Linked DNA regions of Homo sapiens: region 1 is linked to region 2. Evidence: chromatin loops called from intact Hi-C (ENCODE). Cell type or tissue: K562. All regions are shown on one strand.

What was found. Hi-C counts contacts between places; a loop is a spot of excess contacts. Peaks named below come from ENCODE experiments on the same cell type or tissue, not always from the same donor. Only the 100,000 strongest peaks of a DNase experiment are listed, where the experiment ranks them.
Region 1: a loop joins it to region 2, with 2.5 times the contacts of the local background. A loop is called at or near these places in 1 of 110 quality-filtered maps.

The regions. Positions count from the first base shown.
Region 1 is chr7:127,843,774-127,846,273 of GRCh38, forward strand. It overlaps SND1 (staphylococcal nuclease and tudor domain containing 1), which reads left to right. Exons shown (of 24, transcript NM_014390.4): 12 at 551-651. Among named protein-coding and RNA genes, the nearest start is that of SND1-IT1, 150 kb to the right of the region's middle. In K562, a CTCF peak has its summit at 1,051; a DNase peak (open chromatin) is centred at 1,128.
Region 2 is chr7:127,993,082-127,995,581 of GRCh38, forward strand. All of the region lies in intron 16 of SND1 (staphylococcal nuclease and tudor domain containing 1), which reads left to right. Among named protein-coding and RNA genes, the nearest start is that of SND1-IT1, 3.2 kb to the right of the region's middle. In K562, no CTCF peak of the experiment used is centred here; DNase peaks (open chromatin) are centred at 1,110 and 2,259.

The sequences.
Region 1 (2,500 bases), 150 kb before region 2:
TAAGAGTACATGTTCAGTTCTATAAGAAATGACTAAACTATCTTCCAAAGTGGCTGTATCATTTTGCATTCCTACCATCAATGAATTAGAGTTCCTATTGCTCCACATCCTTGCCTGCCTTTGGTGTTGTCAGTGTTCTGAATTTTGACTATGCTACAACGAGCAGTGGTATCTCATTGTTGTTTAAGTTGGCAATTTTCTAATCACATGTAATGTAGAACATCTTTTCCTGTTCTTATTTGCCACTTGTATGTATTCTTTAGTAAGCTGTTTGGATCTTTTGCATTTTAAAATCAGGTTGTTTTATTATTGTTGAGTTTTAAGAGTTTTTTGTATATTTTAGATAAATGTTCTTTATTAGTTATGTCTTTTGCCAACATTTTCTCCCAGTCTGTTGCTCAGCTATTTCTTTTAATTGGTTTTAAAAATCTTAGATTCAGAAAACCAAACTGGAGTGAGCTGATCTTTCACAGTTGAGCAGGCACATGTGGCTGCTAGTGAGCTATGTTGCAGACTCTCAACCCTAATTCCCTTGATTCTTTGTTTCCAGGTCAATGTGACGGTGGACTACATTAGACCAGCCAGCCCAGCCACAGAGACAGTGCCTGCCTTTTCAGAGCGTACCTGTGCCACTGTCACCATTGGAGGAATGTGAGTGTTCTGGCTGGCATGGACTCAGCTGTCATCTCAAGTAGCTAAGAGTTCTTTGCTCATTTGAATCTTTCCTTCCTTTCACTCTGCTTTGCTTTCTCCTGCTCTTAACTCAGTGGTTTATAATTTTGTGCCTGTGTAGCACTTTATATTTGTAAGTACTTTATAATCACTCATTAGCTAATCGTATACTTTCATTATTGTAGTTATTTAAGATTTATTGGGCTCTGTGTGCCTGGCACTATGAAGTACACATCATTACTATTAATAATGCCATTTATTGAGTATCAAGCAGGCCCTAGATACTGTCTAAAATGGTCTCTGCATATTGGTTTAGGAAGTCTAGGTATAGAATAGCAGGTAACAAAGAGGGAAGAAGAGGAGAGGTTAATTGGACATTTTCTTGTATGTAATCAGTAGACGATGAGGTCATCCTATTCTGCTGTACTGGCTGTAACCTGGTTAGATTCCAAGGTCTGTTGGCAGCCAGGCTGAGGAAGAGTCTTTCAGGGGAGATATCTGATAGGGGAAGGAGGAAGCCTGCTGGGCCCTGCTTCCCCAATAAATATTACAACAGTCAGCCAGTCCCCAATAGCAATTCTTACTTTGCATAAAATATACCAGTATGGTAATTGTCTCCTTTTCCATTTAACAATCTTATATGCTAGTTGTTACCAAACTGTTATTTTTCATTTCTTTTAAGTGGGCATATTGATGGGGAAGAAAATAATAGGTTTGTCATCAAAACAAGGATTGTGTTACTGAAAGTACAGTGAAGCCACTTAGGAGAAGTACCTCCAAGCTATTGCAGGCCTCTGAAAGGAATAAGCATTTTGTAGCTGCTTAGCTTCATGAAAGTCTCCTAACAGGAGCCTCTTTCACCTCATTCGTGCTTTCACATTTGGAAATGACTATTTTTAGCCACTGCTACCGATCCTATATTTATTAATGTTGTTAATGTTCACACAACAATTGGAGGTTTCGTCTTTGCCAGGAGGCGCTCAGTATAGGCATTTGATGTTTACCTTCACGCCATCACAGGTTTTGTTAGAAGCAGGTTCTTGACAAATCAAGTAATATTTTTGAACTGGGAAAAACTAGGACATATTTTGGTCATTATTCTATCTGTATAAATTACAATAGTTATTTGTTACCAATTTGTTACCACTTCTTAGGAGTCAGTTGTATGCTTCCCTGTTGTAGAGACCTGGAATCTTAGTATTCTATCTAAATATTTTTACTGCCACAGAAAGCCATCTCCATAGATACTGCTGCTTTTAAGTACTGGTGAAAACAACTTCACTGTTGTACAAAACCACGTGTCTTTATTTTTGGCAGGTGGCCTCCACCAGTATTTAACATTCTATTAGAATGGATTATCTCCTTTAGTTACCACTGAAGAATATTTAAAAAATAAGTTTACACTGCTTAAAATGAGATATTCAGGGAGTATTTTATAGCAATCTTTTTATTTTTAAGATAATTTGAGACAGATAATTTAAAATACTTTACAGGGCAGAGTGTTGTGGCCATGCTTTGTGCCTTAAAACCTTGAGATCTCCACTGTGTTTATTTTGGCTTTGACAGAGATTACTCTTTCAGCCTTCCTCTCTGCAAATGTGGGGTAGCTGTCTGTTCTAGTCTGGGTTTCTATTACATTCTTGAGTCCTTGTAAGAAGGTGTCAATTCTGTTGGCTGTTTAACAACACAGGTTGGTTGGTCTTAATTGACAACCTACAATATCTATACTCCAGGTTTGTGCCAGAGATAATGAACTTGAATTTTCTGCTTCCCAGTTCTTGTAATTGGATTGTATGAAATATTCTTTTTTTTGTGATTTACCAAAGTA
Region 2 (2,500 bases):
TTGGGTTGGCTGTTTTGAAAGTTCTTTACACTGAGAAAATGTGAGTATGTCCTAAACTATGAATAATTCAAAAATCTGACTAAAAGATCCAGTAATACCCTACTGTCCTGAACATTTCCTTTATATTATATATGAAAACTGTTTTCTGAACAGTGTAGGAATGGAGAGGTTTGTGTTTTGTTACAGGCTTATTCATTTACTTTTACCTATGTAGTACCTCCATTTTTATTTCATAAGTTGTCTTGGGGAATGCTTCTCTTTGTCCTACTCCCCCAACCCCACAAAGATCTAGCAGAAGAGGAAAGTCCCAGTACATTGGTACTCCTGGATGCAGAGGTCCTTCCCGCCCTCAGCAGAAGTCCTGAGCAATGCATGGATGCCTGAATGTGGGCCCACGACCTCCCACCTCATGCAGCTCTTACCTTCCAGGCAGCCTCTATCTTGCCCACAGTGCACGACAGTGCAGGAACTCTCCTGGAGCTGAGCCACCGCTGGGATGGCCGCAGTTGAACTGGTTTTTTGTGCCTTTTACCTGTTCCCTTGATCATGAGTTTTAGCTCAGATAACCAGGTATTTTGAAGACGTGATTGTCCTTGGCCCTGCCCCATCCCTTCCCTTTAAAGTTTTAAATTTTTTTCATGTCTTTTCTTTGGCCAGAATTTCTCTATCCCCTGCATGCCTTCCTCGGTTACCATAAATCTGCATTATCCTAGGAAAGATGAAGCCCACAGATTGTACGATTTCAGAGTACTTCCTGGGCCCCTGTGTGATCCGACAGAGGCCTGGTCATCAAGTTGGACTTCCCTATGTGAAACCATAAACTAACCTGAGGAAGATACTGAGGGGAGAGGGGCTGTGTAACGGTGACTGCCTCTAGGCCAGCCTTCTGCCAGGCAGAGAACAGGAAGCTGGCATGCAGGGTGTCTGGCACTGGTAAAATGACACCATGTTTGTAAGTGCATTGTCCTGGCTTTTGGTGGGCCGTGCAGGAGTTCCTGCCTGAATTATAGTCTTTCCATCTCATATCTTCATGTGGAGCCCTCAAGCTTTAGACAAGTCTTTTATCTCCGTTTTCAGGTGGCTCCCATTATCTTGAGACCTCATAATGCTGCTTTCCTTAAATTTGTTTTACACTGACGCTAGTCAGCACAGAGCTACTCACATTTCTGGCCACCACTCGGCTCCATTATCTTGACTTCTCTCCTGCCCTCTTACGTTGCATTTCTTCTTTTACACCACTGTTTTACATGTTGCTCCTCCTTAGCCATTGGTTCCTGTTGGCTTTTGTTCTTTTACCTGAGTTGGAAATCTGGGAAGACAATTCCAACTCAGTGGTCTGGGCATTCTGGTGGTGCTGCCAACCCCAGGGCAGGAAGAACAGTGAGTGAGATACTGTGCCATTACCTGCTTCTCCAGCCTTGAAGCCCAAAGCAGCCAAATAACTCTCAAATGACGATCACTTTTACTCAAAAAAAAAAAAAAAAAAAAAAAAAAAAAAAAAAAACAGTAAATTCAGTCTTTCTTTCTAGCCTGACTCCGCTGGTATTTAGGACAGGTGGGCAAATCTGTGCCACTGCCAGTTTTTACAATAAAGTTTCATTGAAACACAGCCATGCTAACTCTGTTTTTTCTTGTTGTTTGATTGTTTGAAACGGAGTCTCGCTCTGTCGCCCAGGCTGGAGTGCAGTGGCGCGATCTCAGCTCACTGCAACCTCTGCCTTCTGGGTTCAAGCAATTCTCCTGCCTCAGCCTCCCAAGTAGCTGGGATTACAGGCCTGCACCACCATGCTCGGCTAATTTTTTTTTTTGTTTTTGTATTTTTAGTAGAGACGGGGTTTCACCATATTGGCCAGGCTGGTCTCGAACTCCTGACCTTGTGATCTGCCTACCTCAGCCTCCCAAAGTGCTGGGATTACAGGCATGAGCCAACCGCGCCTGGCCTGGCCATGCTAATTCTTTCATGTATTGTCTATAACTGCTTTCATACTATAACAGCCGAGTTGTGTAGTTACGACAGAGGCTATATGGCTTGCAAAGCCTAAACTATTTACGATCTGTTCCTTTACCAAAAAGTTTGCTGACTACTGCTGCATATGGTATGCTGAATTGGGTTTAAATGGCTTGTAATAGCCCTGAAAATTTAAGTTGGCTCTCCTGTCCCCTGCCGTTGAGGCTGGACTGCATGAGATTATTGTATCTGTTGGCTGTAGCTGTGACTATGAGCTGAGTGCCATGTCCCATTGGATAGCATGTACTTGGTGACCCCTGACCCACATACAGCTGACTCTTTAAGGCAGTTCCCTGCCACACAGTCAAGGACAGGAAGATCTGGTGTGATTTCCCAGATGGGGAGTTGTGCCTATTACTAGCATCCCCCAGAAGTAGTGAGAGATAGCATTAGCTAATGGGTAAATAACTGGCTTAAAAGTGTAAACTCCTAGGTTTTCACACTCCAGTTTTTATGTGGTCCTGGATATGTGATTCTTTTCTGCCTTGGCAT